Regions from separate parts of the Homo sapiens genome. Here region 2 is linked to region 1. A link is an interaction called in ENCODE POLR2A ChIA-PET data of the cell type or tissue named here. Cell type or tissue: OCI-LY7. All regions are shown on one strand.

Evidence for each region. ChIA-PET counts read pairs that join two places held together with the same protein. Peaks named below come from ENCODE experiments on the same cell type or tissue, not always from the same donor. Only the 100,000 strongest peaks of a DNase experiment are listed, where the experiment ranks them.
Region 2: POLR2A ChIA-PET joins it to region 1 with 20 read pairs; 2 of 35 experiments call an interaction of 5 or more read pairs at or near these places.

The regions. Positions count from the first base shown.
Region 1 is chr21:42,456,715-42,464,714 of GRCh38, reverse strand. No RefSeq gene overlaps it. Among named protein-coding and RNA genes, the nearest start is that of RSPH1, 36 kb to the left of the region's middle. RefSeq lists an enhancer at 327-838. In OCI-LY7, no CTCF peak of the experiment used is centred here; DNase peaks (open chromatin) are centred at 654, 1,964, 3,704, 4,154 and 1 weaker place; H3K4me3 peaks cover 4,324 bases; H3K27ac peaks cover 4,895 bases.
Region 2 is chr21:41,912,378-41,920,377 of GRCh38, reverse strand. It overlaps C2CD2 (C2 calcium dependent domain containing 2), which reads left to right. Exons shown (of 14, transcript NM_015500.2): 4 at 1,418-1,522; 5 at 2,151-2,273; 6 at 5,657-5,780; 7 at 7,938-8,000. Among named protein-coding and RNA genes, the nearest start is that of SNORA91, 32 kb to the left of the region's middle. In OCI-LY7, CTCF peaks have their summits at 2,916 and 3,117 (motif pointing right); a DNase peak (open chromatin) is centred at 3,147.

The sequences.
Region 1 (8,000 bases):
GGTGGTCTTAAACTCCTGGGCTCAAGCGATCCTCCCGCCTTGGCCTCCCAAAGCGCTGGGATTACAGCCATGAGCCACCAAACCCAGCTGAATACTTTTATTTCTAAACCTAAAGTAGCATGCAGCACTGGAATTCTGGAAGCCCTCAAGCAGGATTACAGACCCCAGGCCCTGCTGGAGCTGGTCAGCCACTACTCTCCTAAGTCACTCTTCCTTAGGGCTGCTGGCCCTGGGGTGGGGAGGGGACCATGCCCTGTGTTTACTGCCTCTGTCCCTGTCCACCGCTGCTGCTCTGTGGTTTACAGAGACAAGCGTCATTGCAGGGCCCACGTCATCGCGCCTTCCCCATCTCCACCTTGCTGCGCTCCTGCCTCACACTCACACGTGGTACCCTCGCCCGACCTGACCCGTACTTCCTGCCCCATGCTCCTCTTTTCCTCAGCCACTTCCTCCCACTTCACCCCGCACAGAGGCCTTCCCTGCCTCTAGACTCTTTAAGGCCTCTCTGGTGTCCTCTTTCCTGGCTCTTTTGTTTTTCTTTATGCTGTTAAACCAGGTTTAGCCTCCGTACATACTTAAGTTCAGCCTAAAGGGTTCTCTGTAAGTCGTGAACACTAACAAGTGGAGGTGTAAGCAGATTGGCCTACACCTGTGCCAATCACTGAGTTTTGGCCAATCAAATGCAGCCAACTGTTCGAACTGTATCCAAATAGGCAAATGCCGAGCTGTAAACAATGCAGCTGCATCCCTACCTCACTTCTGTTTTCCGTACTTCACTCTCCTTTTTCTGTCCATAAATATGCTTCCATCACGTAGCTGGAGTCTCTAAGCCTACCCTGGCTCAGAAGGCTGCCTGATTCGCATCGCAAATCATTCATTGCTCAATTAAACTCCTTTAAATTTAATTTGGCTGAAGTTTTTTTTTTTTTTTTTACCAATGCCATTTACCATAATTAGCAATTCATCCAGTCAATAACTATTTCTGGAAAGCTAAGGGTGTGCCAGGCACTGTGCCTGGGGCTGGGGTAGGCCAGGGATGCCCTCCAAGCATTCGTTATTCGGACCCCGTATTAGAAAGTTGGTAGAGAAGCAAAAGTGGTCAGACTGCCTTGAAAATATTTGCCACAAACGCACCATTTAAAGGCTGCACCCTCACTGAACACCTGCCCTGTTTAGCCTGAGCATCTCTCTGCCTCTAACCATTGTGTCCACGCCCTTGGCAATCAGTTTTTCTGATTGTCAAATTTTCCACAACACAATACAAATATAACACCAATGGATGGCAAAGGGAAATTTTCAATCTTGGAAACGCTGTAAGGTTTCATGGAATTGATTAACATTATGTGGGGGACTACTCAAATTATACACAAAGCTACTGACAAAGGAGGTTCTGGAAAAATGAGACTAAGTAACAATAGGGTATGAGACTGTCAACAACTAGTCCTTTGTTTCCTTACTTAGGGGGATAAAAGAAAAAACAAACAAACAGAAACAAACCAGCCCTGACAAAACAAATAATTTAATTCAAAGGATGATGAAGAGCTCTTGGGAAAATTAAAGGCCATACATATTTTTGTAAAAATGACTCTTTTGCTGAACACATGATGTATTAAGTCAAACATGAAGTTAAAAATGTTGCGTTCTGCTATCATAAAACATAGTCAGAAAATGTATAAGAACTCTACTGCCACCATTAATGTTGACTTACTATTATTTTAAGAATTTGGGCATAGTTGCAATTTTGCCTAATTTACCTTTTCAAAATACAAGGTAAAATGGACCAATGTTCATAATTTTTAATTGATCAAGATAGACTCTAAATCAAACCCTACTTCTCACTATTTACTTTGTATTTTGGTTTAACAGGATATGCTGTGCATGACTTTGTACTGTTTATCTCCTGATAAGGAGAACTTCCTGCTGTGTTAATTTGCATAATTACCTTTGTGCTGACCCTCCCCCTCACTGAAATGTGAGGTCTGTGAAGGCACCATCCTCTCAGTCAGGATCCCAGCAGGAAACAGATGGCCTCTCGCCATAGGAGAGTTCAAGGGCCCTCATGTTGGAACCCTGTGATAAAGGTGGCAAACCGCCTTAAGTCTGGTACCTGGGATTTAGCCATGAGGCAGGATTCTTCCTAGCAGACCTGGGCTTTCCCCACCTAAATATGTCAAGCAGCACTTAGTAGGTCTCTGTCTCATGTCTGGGGTGCCTGTGACCAAGGACCCATTGCCATAGACAATTATGGGTCAAAATACTGTTACCTGCGATCCCTCGCTCCTTGGGGCATTGAGACCTGCCTTGTCTCTGATGGTTAAGAGCCGCCCCTACTCTGGTGCTTAGAGTGGCGCTGCCTCCAGCCCACAGAGGACGGCCCACAGAGCTGGTGAAGGACTCACCAATGCATTTCCTCTCTTCCTCCGGGCCCCTTGGGGAAGAAGCATATTAGGGAAGGTCTGAGTCAGTTGCAAATAGTAGGCACCTTTCTACATTTCTATTTCCTTGAGTCTTTGAGCTCTGTTCTCTAGAGCGTGCCAGGATTTCAAGCTTTTCAATCTCATTAACTTTGTCCAATTAGCCAACCTGGAGGATTATTAACCACTTTCTCAGGGGTTGAGCCAACATATTAAACCCTGAAACCCAGCCTAATCCAGGCTCGCTCTCTTCCATGTGGGGCAGGCACTGTCAGACTCCACCCCACACTTGCTCCCAGGCTCTAGCTGCTACCTGCTAGAGTGGACCTGCAGCTCCATGTTGAGGCAATCTCCTCCCAGGGGGGTCTTGGGCCCTCCTCACCCTGCCTCTGATGGTCTCAACTGTTTTCTGGGACTGGAGGCAATGAGAGGTGTGATGTGGGTCCTGGGGAAGTGGCATCAGCTCAGGAGGCAACTTCCCCAGGTGCAGTCATTGCAAGGCTTTTTAATAGAGGAGTGTTGGGTTCCATGGGGGATGGGAGGTGAAAGGAGGAGAGAGGAGGGGAGAAAGAGAAGGGAGAGCAAAGGGGAGCTGCCTCTGTAGACAACAGGGGTTCAGGGGAATTGGCAGCTCCAAATTTCCAGCCTCTCTTTCTTCTCTGCCCAAATCTCTCCATGTGTCTTTCCCCATGGACACCTTGTATTAGTCTGTTCTTGTACTGCTGTAAAGAACTACCTGAGACTGGGTAATTTATAAAGAAAAGAGGTTTAATTGACTCAGGGATCTGCAGGCTGTATAGGAAGCATGGCTGGGAAGGCCTCAGGAAACTTACAATCATGGCGCAAGGCGACAGGGAAGCAGGCACCTCTTACAAGATCAGGGCAGGAGGAAGAGAGAGAAGGAGGAGGTGCCACACACTTTGAAACCAGATCTCGTGAGAATTCTATCACGAGAAGAGCAAGGTGGAAATCCACCCCCATGATCCAGTCACCTCCCACCAGGCCCCACCTCCAATACTTGGGATTACAATTGAACATGAGATTTGGGTGGGGACATATCACACCCTTTCCTGGTAAGAGATCAGGCAGGGTTGAGCATTTAATCGGAACCTCAGTGCTGCTCCTTATAATCAGGCCCATGCTTGGCCCTTGGCACAGATGTCCTGGGACCAGAGAGATGAGGGATCCCTTCAAAGCTGCCCTGGAAGCCGCTGGGTCTCTGCACCTGTTCTTAATTGTATGCTTGTGGTTTTACATTTCTCCTTTTCCCTGGGCAGGTGCCCTAGGGGGATGGTGACTGTGGCTCTGTGATCTCTAGTTGCCATAGTGACTGAGCACCACACGGACCTCCACGCTCTGCCTGCTGCCTGCACTTCCGCCCGTGCTATCCCTGAAGAGAGTTTCAGGAGCGGCGCCTGCTGTGGTGACTTGTGCCCCATTACTGACCAGCAAGGAAGTGACCTACACTTGCGGGTGACCCAGAGTCCAGTGCTAGGAGGTAACAGCAGCCCATTTGCCATTGTGAGCACCCCTGGGAGTCCCATCAGAATCAGAGGCTCCACACCCCTCCCTCAGTGCATGAACCATCCCTGTGTGGCCTGCTCCTAAGACCTTGACCACATTTCCACCACAGTCCTGTGGAAGCTGGCACACGGTAAGGGTTCCTGGAAGGCAAGTGATAGTCTCTGCAGCTCCCCAGTGAACCCGGGGCACTCCAGCCCTGCCCTCACACCCCACGTCACCTGGGGAAATGATACGGTTTTCGCCCACAGCTGAATCTTTGTAGCGAGAACTTCCTACTCAGAGCTCTTAGTGAGCCCCTGGACAAAACCCAAAATGCTCAGGAGCCATGATCAAGGGTGGGGGCCAGGAGGGAAGTGGAGAACTGGGGCTGCTTTGGGGAGGGGCCACTGCTCGGCAGAGCCTCAGATCACAAGGGGGAATTTCTGTGGATGAAGAGCCTGCAATTTGATTCTTCATCACATTGTAGGAAGAAAAAAAAAAAACACGTGTATACAAATGGCATAGACACACACACATAGATACATATACACACACACATCTGTAGTTATGAAGTCGCAGGATCATCTTCCTGTCATATAGGAGTCTTGCCTTTGAGGAAACCTGACCTGAACACCTGACTGCCAACCTCCCAGGGCCATTCTTTGTATTGGATCTGTAGTGGCATTCCTCCACAAAGCCACTTCCCCAAGAGAAATGATTCTCAGGTTGAGCTGCATCAGAATCACCTGGAGAACCTGTCCAATCACAGATGGCTGGGCCCCATCCCAAATTTCGGATCCACGCCTGAGCATGTGCATTTGCAGCAAGTTTCCAGTGGGGACAGGTGCTGCTAGTCCAGGGGCCACATTTTGAGAACCATCAGCTTTCACGGCTCAGTGTAACAGTCGTCCAGTTCAAAGACTGGTAACTTCCAGGTTACATCAGCGTCACAGTTAGCTAGCTCTGTGATCTCTGCGTGTTGTATAATTTCTTCATTGCAAATCTCACATGTTGCCTTGAGGATTGCATGAGGGAGTGCAGGGAACGAACTTCGTTTGACACCTCCACGTGGGAAGCCCCTACCTGGTAGTTATTGGTGCTGCATGGTTAAATCCACTCAGTTTCATTTTATCCACTTGCAATCCAGAACACAGCTGCTGCGTAAGATAAATTTATTTGAAAACAATTTTCTAGAACTTGGATTTGTAAGAGTATGTAAAACAGAGTGTGGAAGGCCAGGTTTCACTAACGCAGGCCTCCATAACAACTGCTTCAGTACTGACCGAGTAGTTAAGTTAAATATTAAAAGCTAAGAAAAGCCAGTGCCCCTATACAAAGGCTGAAATGTAACAAAAGCCCACCAAGGGTTTTGCCCAGGCCTTTCCTGGGCCTTAACGCATGACAAAATAATGAAAGAATTCTTAACAGGACCCATTTAGGATTAAACAAGTTTTACTGGGGTTAAAAAACTCCCCAGGCTTCCACAAACAAGTTTATTGGAAGTCTGAAGGAACTCCCCAGACCTCCAAGATTTAGCAGAAGTCAAGATAAGGGTAATCACCCCAGCACCTGGACTCATTTAGATAAGTAAATTTACTGAGGCTGCAGAGGAAGGTCTTCAGGACTCAGACATTAGTTACAGATTAAAATAAGTTAATCACTTAAGTCTTCAGATGAATGCACACTTACATGTAGACATAGAGCTTAGAAGGTATACAAGCTCTGGAAAACTTTGTAATTTTGAGTTGGTCTAGTGATAATTTCCAGGCCTTCTCCCTGTAACTGGTTTCAGAAATAAAAACTCTCCTCCTCCCCAGTTCATCTGCATCTCATTATTGGGCCACAAGAAATAGCTGCCCGACACTCAGCCTGGTCCGGGAACAAGAGTACACTGCATTCCCGGATTTTACTGCTTTTTGCAAATACAATAAAAAGGAGTGCCCACAAAATTAGAAACTTTGACAGATTAGAGGCTATATTAATATCATAAAGAGTGTTATAACTAGGTTATATTAGTTTTACCACCACAATAAAAACAACTATTGAAATAGAATGATACACAACTAAACTCTGGGGATTATTTTATTCACTTTTAATATGACCACAGTTTATGGAATGGGGACTATGATCAAACACTGCGTATGGAGTCAGGCTTGGGCAGGAGTGGGGGTGGCTATGTGGAAGGAGCATGGAGTAGTAAACTCATGTTGCATCCCTGCAACGTCATGGCAAGATATGTATGTGAGTAAATAATAATACAGCAGCCAGGTGTGGTGGCTCATGCCTGTAATCCCAGCACTTTGGGAGGCCAAGTTGGGTGGATCAGGAGGTCAGGAGATTGAGACCATCCTGGCTAACATGGTGAAACCCCGTCTCTACTAAAAATACAAAAAATTAGCCGGGTGTGGTGGTGGGTGCCTGTAGTCCCAGCTACTCGGGAGGCTGAGGCAGGAGAATGGTGTGAACCTGGGAGGCGGAGCTTGCAGTAAGCGGAGATCATGCCACTGCACTCCAGCCTGGGCAACAGAGTGAGACTCCATCTTTAATAATAATAATAATAATAATAATAATAATAATACAGCGCAGAATGAAGAGAGGTATGTGGAAGAGGGACTGGAAGGGGGTTGGTGGCTAAGGGACGGAGGAACCAACCTGAGCTCATGTAATTACAACCCTAGACTGCCTGTGCCACTTCGAAATCTGGCTCCTGTGTTGTGCGAACATGGTAAGAGTGTCGCTTTCAACCAACGCCCCAAAATGTAGACAACTCAGAAATTAACAGAATCATCCAAATACCCTAACCATCATAAAGATATATGTAAAGTGCTCTATCAGTTGCCATTGGCTATGGGTTCAGGGAACACTGGCCTCTCTGTGCCTCACCCGGTGGGTGTGACAAGAGCTGGCCCTCCGTGGGGCCCACGGGAAGCCCTTGGGCATTGGTACCAGTAGCCTAATATCCCAATCTAATTAAAAAATTAAAAACATGTTATATCAGCTTTCTTGAAGTATATTTTGTAGACAGTAAAACATCCATTTTAAGTGAACAGTTCAATGAGTTTGGACAAATGTAGGCAACCATGTGACCACCTAATATGGTTTGGCTGTGTCCCCACCCAAATCTCATCTTGAATTGTAGCTCCCATAATTCCCACATGTTGGGGAGGGACCTGGTGGGAGATAAGTGAATTGTGGGGGCAGTTTTCCCCATACTGTTCTCGTGGTAGTGAATGAGGCTTGCAAGATCTGATGATTTTTATAAGGGGCTTCTGCTTTCGCTTGGCTCTCATTCTCTGTCTTGCCTGCTGCCATGTATGATGTGCCTTTCGTCTTCTGCCATAATTATAAGGCCTCCCCAGCCATGTGGAACTGTGAGTCCATTAAACCTCTTTCCTTTATAAATTGTCCAGTCTCAGGTATGTCTTTATTAGCAGCGTGAGAACAGACTAATATACCACCCTACAATCAGCACACAGATTCCCGTCAGCCTGAAAATATCTTCGTGCCCATTTGCAATCCATTCCCCTACTCCCAGCATTAAGCGTCTGATGTGCTGCTTTCTGTCACCACAGATTGGATTTGTCTCTAAATAGTTGTATATAAATTGAATCATGCAGTACATCCTCTTTTGCTTCTGGTTTCTTTATGCTACTATAAGTGATGTTTTTATTTTACTTACTGATTGTTCACTGCTAACATAACATTTGTATTCCGCCTCTGTCCCCCTCTCTGCTGTCTTCTCTTCACCTCACGTATTGGCAGAGGAGGTGTTACGTGTTCACTGGCTTATTAGTCCATTGCTCACCACCTTCCACTGAAATATAAGCTCTTTGAGAGTGAGCTTGTATCTGATCCACTGCTGCTTTCCCAGCAGTGTTAATGGCACCCAAACATTCCCTCATAAATGTCTGTTGAGTGGATGACTGAGGCGCCGGACTCCACACTTGAGGGCTGAGGTGAGGAAGGACGAACTCTTCCCAGTGCTGAGCCTGAGGAGGGAGTGTGGGCTGAGGAGGGGGCGTGGGCTGAGGAGGGAGCGTGGGCTGTGGAAGGGCAGACAAGACGGTGAGCTCATGGGTCTCA
Region 2 (8,000 bases), 540 kb after region 1:
GAATGGAGATCTGCAAAGTTAAGATTTTTGCTTTGGACGGAGCATCTAGCTGAAGAATAAAGGATGCAATATTAGCTTTCTATGGCTGTGGAAACAAATGACCCTGAACAGTTTAAAACAGCACAGATTGGTGATGCCATCGTGAAGGAGGCCAGGTGTCCGGCCAGGCCCAAATCCAGGAGCTGTCAGGGCTGCCTGCCTTAGCGGCAGTCACAGGGGAGTCTGTTCGTTGCTTTTGGGGTTGTTGGTAGAATTTCATTCCATGGGATTACGGGACTGAGTTCCATTTTCTTGTGGCTGTCAGTGGAGGGCCATTTCCGGCTCCTTGAGGCACCCCATTTTTTGGCTCAGGGTGCCTTCCTCCACGTCCACACCCGCAGGGATGCCTGCAGTCCTCACGTCACATGCCCTGGCCCCTCTTCTCCCGTGCTCCCCCACTCTTCAGGACTCAGGTGTTTCCACTGGGCTCTTCGGAAGGACCCAGGGTCATCTCCCCATCTTGAGGTCCTCTCCCTGTCGCACCTGCCAAGTCTCCTGTGCCCTGTAGGGTCTCACAGTCACAAGTTCCAGGGATTAGGGGGTGAACATCTTTGGGGGCCGCTGTTCTGTCTCCCAAATGGACAGGGTGGGATGAGGCATCCTTAGAGATGGAGTCCAGTTAGAGGCTGCTGTGGCGGCCCCAGCAAGAGACAGTAAAGATGGCTTTGTGCTGCACACAATCTTCAGGGCTGTTTGAGTGTGGGGCAGGGGAGCCCACGCCCAGGATTAGAATGAGGCGCCCTGGGCCCTTCTCTCACTCCTCTTTCCTTTATGCCTTGCGGATACTCCCAGAAGGAGAAATGCAAAGCACAGCAAACTATTTATGTTAAATAGACTGCAAGGTTTGATGGCATCTGGTTGTCGACCACCAATGCTGAGGTTCCTCTTTGAGGGGTAGGTTGAGGCCAGAGAAGGGGCAGGAAGGGCAGGGGGTAAAGAGAGTTTGGGGTCCTGCTCTCCATTTTGAAAGCACATTGTATGCCAAGTGGAAAGCTAAGCAGTTTTCTGTGAAAATATGTGAATAAATGAGCAGGTACACACATACATACACACATGCACACTGATGCAGACATGCGCACACATACACACAGGCACACGTGCTCACATGCACACTTCCGCACACGCTCAAATACACATGCACATGCACACATTCACACTCACATGCACACACATGCTCATACATGCACACATGAGCACACATGCTCATATGCACACATGCGCATACACGCACACTCACATGCACTCATATATGCTCACATAGACACATGCTCACATGCATATATGCACACACACATGCTCACACAGTCACATGCACACGCACGTGCACATTAAGGCTTTGGTGGAAAGAGTGGCCCTCTAATAACTTGTTTTTTAATAGCTGGAGTTCCACATGAAGGAGAAGAGAGAGGACCTCCAGATTAGCTGGTCTTTCATCAGTGTGCCGGAAATGGCCGTTAATATCCAGCCCAAAGCACTGGGGGAGGTCAGTCCGTAAGTTTTTATGATTCTTCCATTGGCGTGAGAACGCACGTGTGTTAGGACAGTCTGCGGTGGGGAACTGAGTGCATGGCTGGTGTTGCTGGCCTCCTTCCCTGTCCCAGCCACTCCTCCTGGGGCTGGCTTGGGCCTCTCAGGATGTGGATGGGCCCTTTGGCTTGGCAGGGCCTGCTGGGGGATGGCTTTGATGGATTGGATGCAGGGCTCCCACCTGAGCTGCACCTGCAGTCACCTGGCCATTTAAAAAAAAAACCCTGAAGCCTTCCCTGCCCCACCCAAGATGCAGGTTTAATTGGCTGGGGATGATTTTAGCACTCATATGCAGCCAAGGCTAATGACACCGTAGGTACCTGCTTGACGCTCCACCATGTCTGACGATCAGGCCCTCTCTCCCACGGTGAGGGTGCTGCACTCGTAACTTGGGCTGAGTCCGAAGGCTGCTTCCAAGGGCAGGGCGTCCTTTCTTTCCACAGTTTTTGCAAAGACAGAGCTAAAATCTGAAGGTAATTTCCTTCCTTCCTACTTTGCATGGTTTTAGTCACCTGAAGACGTGAGATTGGGAGCAGGGAGTGGGCTTGCAAAGGCGATTTGTCAACTTTCTCCTCTTTCACCAGGACCAGGTGGCTGAGACAAGTGCGATGTCTGACGTTCTCAAGGACATCTTGAAGCATTTGGCTGGTTCTGCCTCTCCATCAGTGGTTCTGATTACCAAGCCCACGACTGTAAAGGAAGCTCAGGTAAACTCATCTGGGTGCTGTGGGTGCATCTGAACCCCGTTAGGCACCATGGCCCACCTCTCTTGGAGAATCTGTGTGCGTTCCAGCGTTCCTCCACCTCCCATGGTAGAGCCAAGATGGCTCGGGTGCTTGCTGGAGATCATGATGGTGGATGTGGGATAAAGCCTTGGGTTTGGAGCATGGGGCTGCAAAGCTTCATGAAGTGGAAGGAAAACCTGACATTTCCCTGTCCATTCAGAGCCCTAGACCTCATCTTTCCAGGACCAAGGTACCTGGGAAAGCAGCCAGTGTTGAGAACATTGCCCCAGAAGCAAGCAGAGCCAGGTGGGTGGGATAGACAGAGATGGTTTAGCCTGGGCTAGGGCCGGCCTGCTGCCCTGGTCCTGCCTGCAACAGCTCCTGCCTCTTGGAGGTCTGTGTCCTTTGGAGGCACACGATAAAGGAGGCTAGTCTCATCTGTGCGACCCCCTTTTCCATATCACCTGCCTCCCTCCTCATGCTGGAGCCCCCCTATTCCATCTGATTAGGGCGCTACTCACTTTTCTGGTTAAATTCTTAACCAGAGCATTTGCCCTGGTCAACCTCATGGGCCTAAATAACACATCAGTAATCCTTTGTTTAAGGTGAGTTCTCTCAGTCATACGCTGATCTTTTTATCATGATTACGTACAACAGGCACTTATAGTCCCTGAAGTTTAAAAAATATATTTTTTTGGCAGTGGTTTTATGTAGCATGATAAAATACATCTTTATTATAATGTCCATCTTTATTATCTAGCTCTTGGTGAAGTCAGTTTGAAAATACAAATTCCTGTGTGATGTCTGTCCTTGGTCTGCAGATGTCACCAGCTGTCAGTAGGTAGAGTCTGAAGACTTTGTTTCACTGGACAGATATCAGTTGATGGCAGTGTTTGCTGCTAAGCCCTGGCTATGGGGGTCACAAGAGTATAAGGAAGCACCATCACCCTCCCGAAGCCTGCAGTATGCAGAAGGGGCACCGGGCCAGCAGAGCAGAGCAGGAGGGGTGTGGATGTCTGGGGGGCTTCCCAGGGGCCTGAGGCCTGGGGGCACTCAGCCTCTCCAAATGGAGGGGACCAGGCCATGCCTCTTGGGAGGTGAGAGGAGAGTCCCAGCGCTGTCCCTTTCAGTATTTCTGTCACAGTAGCTTATTTCACATCAGAGGTGACTGTTCTGAATGTGACAATCAACTTTTAATGTCAAAATGTATGCGGCTTCATAAAACAGTCGTATATTTTTGGAATCCATGAATTTAATAGGACCCAGACGATCATAACTTCAATCATGCTTTTCCATAAATTTGTACAGTTTATTTAATCAAAATAGCATATATGTATATTATATTGGTCAGGATTTTCCAGAGAAACAGAACCAATGGGAGTGTGTGTGTGTGTGTGTGTGTGTGTGTGTGTGTGTGTGTGTAATCAGCTCACACAGTTATGAAGGCTGGTACGTCCTGAGATCTGCATTTGGTAAGCTGCAGCCCCGGGAGAGTCTGTGGGGTAATTCTAGTTCGAGTCTGAAGCCCTGAGACCTAAAAGAGCCCGTGACGTACATTCCAGTCCAAAGGCCACTGGGCTCAAGACCCATGAAGAGTCACTGTTTCAGTCCAAGTCTGAAGGCAGGAAAAGGCCCCTTTCCCGGCTCAAGCAGTGAAGGAGTTTCCTTTTACTCAGCCTTTCTGTTCCATTGCGCCTCCAACGGACTGGATGAGGCCCACCCACGAGAGGGAGGAAAATCTGCATCATTGGGTGTGCCAAGTTCAATGTTAATCTCATCCAGAAACACAGTCAGTCACACCCAGAATCATGTTGGACCAGATATCTGGGCACCCCATGGCCCAGTCAAGTCGACACATACAGTTAACCATCACCCTCAGCAATTGAAAAAAAAGATTTCATCTCTGTCCCAGACAAGTAGATTGCTCTGTCCCCAGTGCTCATGTCCTTGGATTTCAGGGATTTCGGCAATTCCTTCTTGGGCTCCAGCACCCTCAGCTCACGTTTGGGAAGTGCCTGGCTCAGAACAGTGTTTTCTAGGTGGGAAAGAACACCTGTGTCTCTTGAGACATTAGTGAGCATTCCCCCGAAGAAGTGCTCAGTCAAATCAGTGCTCAGTCAAATCAGCACCCAGTTTTCAGCTCTGCCTGAAAACTTCTCACAGCATGGGGGCTGGCGCCACCTCCGAGAAGCCCGTCTGGGTCCCTGAATGCTTGCAACGAACAGAGCCTCTTTAACCCGCACGTTGTGCACATGTACCCTAAAACTTAAAGTATAATTAGAAAAGGAAAGAAAAAGAACTTAAAACAAACAAACGAACAAAATAAATAAAATAAAAGAACACTCTTGGCCAGGCGTGGTGGCTCATGCCTGTAATCCCAGCACTTTGGGAGGCTGAGGCGTGCGGATCACCTGAAGTGGAGATTTCGAGACCAGCCTGGCCAACATGGTGAAACCCTGTCTCTACTAAAAATACAAAAAGAATTAGCCGGGTGTGGTGGCGGGCACCTGTAATCCCAGCTACTCAGGAGGCTCAGGCAGGAGAATCGCTTGCACCCAGGAGGCAGAGGTTGCAGTGAACTGAGATCGCACCACTGCACTCTAGCCCGGACAACAGAGCGAGACTCTGTCTCAAAAAAAAAAAAGAACACTCTTGGCAGTGAGTGACAGGTGGAACCCGGTTTGGGAAATGCTGGTTTGAAGCTGGGCTCTTCCAGATTTGGGGGTGCTTTCTGTTGGAAACGCCCTGGTGTCTGTTGGAGGATGTGATGTGGTGTCTATTGGAGGATGTGATGTGGTAGAAGCTGGTCCCAGCTGCCCCTGCCTCTGTCCCCTCACCTGTGCAGTGCTAGGGTATGCATAGACTTTCCTCATGTGGACGTTGGACTCTGTGTGGAGGTGGGAAATGGGTGTGGGCTGACAGCCCTGGCTGTTCCCATCTGTCTGGTGTCCTGCTCTGTACTAGCAGGCCATGAGTGCCCGCAGCCAGCGGAAGAGGTCCTCATGCTCTTAAGCACCTGCCCGGGTCAGATAGTTTAGACCCATGGCAAAGTGAGCTCCATCTTCCCCCGTGGTAAGTAAGTTGTGGGAACCCTGTCTGTGGATGAATGCACTGCTACTTGTACTTGCTGTATTTGGGGTAGAAAATGCTCCCAGGCAGGAGGATGGCGATGGCTCATTGGCTCCCTCCCTTCATGTGAGAAGGGAAATTGTTTCAGAGCAGATCCCAGAGCTCGGGCTCCCTGTGCAGGTTTTCCTGTAGACACCCCACTGCCACCACCCCCCATAACAGGAGTCCAGTGGCTACTTCCTTGGCCCTCAATCTCCCCATGAAGACCAAAAATAAAGTGCTCTTTATTTTTTCAGAACTTACAGTGTGCTGCATCTACTGCTCAGGAATCCTGTCCTCCTAAACCTCCAAGGGCTCACGAGCTGAAGCTACTGGTGAGGAACATCCACGTCTTGCTGCTCAGCGAGCCCGGTGCCTCAGGTGGGTGACGATGGGAGCCTGCCTGCCTGGAGGGGCTCTTCCAGCCCCTGAGCAGAGTCGGGGGCTCCGGGGGGCCTTGGATTCTCTGGTGGCATCCTCCCGTGGGGGTGCAGCGGGAGCCCTGCCACGGTTGCAGAAAGCACCTGAAAATGTAACGGGAACAAGAGATGGTAAAAAATCCAATCCTGTTTCTGCACGTGGGAAGGCCAAGGAGGGAAAGGAGTATAATTGGTTTGGCCTTTTTCATTTGTCTGGAATTGTCCTGCCTTTTTTATCTTTTCTTTCCTTTTTTTTTTTTTTTTTAACTGTTGAACCTGTATGTATGTGTTAAGCATCCTTGACCAAGGTGCAGCTTCTGCTTTCTTTTTTTTGAGATGGAGTTTCGCTCTTGTTGCCCAGGCTGAAGTGCAATGGCACGATCTCGGCTCACTACAACCTCCACCTCCTGGGTTCAAGCGATTCTCCTGCCTCAGCCTCCCTAGTAGCTGGGATTACAGGCGTGCACCACCACGCCTGGCTATTTTGTATTTTTAGTACAGACAGGGTTTCTCCATGTTGGTCAGGCTGGTCTTGAACTCCCTACCTCAGGTGATCCGCCCGCCTCAGCCTCCCAAAGTGCTGGAGATTCTGCTTTCTTAGAAAGTGGGTGAAGGGGGATGTAGGGAGTTGATGGGCATCAGATGGCTTCGGCCACACTCGGGACTCCGATGCTGGGAGACCATGGCTGCTGTTGGAGCCAAGACAAGCAACACAGAATGGATAACCCCTTCTGGGTGGTTCTGAATCACTGTTGAGGCCCCAGACACAGAGTCACTCGGGACAGGGCACCTCTTTACAGCGCGACTCCATTTTGCCAAGAACAGGAGCAAATTGTATTGCCCGAGTATGTTAAAGGTGACTTATCTTTATTTGCAAGGGGCTTCCTCCAGTTCCAAAAGCACAAATGGGCCACATCTAGCAACTGAGACTGTGCAGAGCTAGCTGTTGAGGATGTTTTTTGGTAAAAGTGCCCACATGTTGCCCTTTCAGCCTGTACTGCTTAGTGGCTAAACGTGAGCTCCCTGGACTCGGTCGGTCAGGGTTGGGGTCCCAGCTCTCACATGTACCTGTCCTGAGGCCAGGCCCCGTTCCTGCCTCTGCTGGATGTCCCCACGTCTGGGTCTGAGTCTTCTCTTGAAGAGTGACTGTGAAAGCTCAGTAGCGAATGCGTGGAGGCTGCTTCACCCTGCTGCTGCGTGGTCCAGCGTCCACACATTCCAGCAATTACTGATTCCACAGTGTATTGGGGACTTTGTGCTGCAGGGAGAAGCATTGTCTCAAAGCAGAAACAGCTGTTCACTAGTGACATGTCCTACTACCTGGATCAAATACCCTGGCTAGTATCAGGTACAGCACCTGTCTGGTGTAAGTCGGGAAATGGGAACTCTGTGAGGTATATTTCCAAATTTAGGAGTCAACACGAACTGATGTTTAGGCTTTGGCAAACTGTTAGTCTTGTCTAAAAGTGGGGACCATGCCTGTGTATATAATGGTGCTGCCTCTCGGGGAGGGTCCCCCTGGGAGCCCACGCTTGTGGCCAGCACTGACGGAGGGGGCGAGGTACTTGGGGTCAACAGCCCTTGGCTGTTGATATCAAATGTGGGAAAAAATTACTTAACTCCAATAAAGGCTGGTGCTATGAGCATTTGAAAATGGCAGATGCAAGAATTCCCACTCTCTGAAGTGGGTAAACCTCGACCTTAGTCATTTAATTTAGCCTTTTTTTTCTATGCATACAATGTCTTCATGCAATTTAAAAAATAAAAATAATGCTGGGCGCGGTAGCTCATGCCTGTAATCCCAGCACTTTGGGAGGCCGAGGCGGGTGGATCACGAGGTCAGGAGTTCGAGACCAGCCTGGCCAACATGGTGAAACCCCGTCTCTACTAAATATACAAAAATTAGCTGAGCGTGGAGGCGTGCGCCTGTAATCCCAGATACTCGGGAAGCTGAGGCAGGAGAATCGCTTGAACCTGGGAGGCGGAGGTTGCAGTGAGCCGAGATTGCGCCACTGCACTCCAGCCTGGGCGACAGAGCGAGACTCTGTCTCAAAAAAAAAAAAAAATAAATAAATAATAAAAATAAACGCCAACACGATGCCCTTCTATTTAATTACAGGCCACATTAATGCAGTGTGCGTCGTGCAGCTGAACGATCCTGTTCAGAGGTTCTCCAGCACCC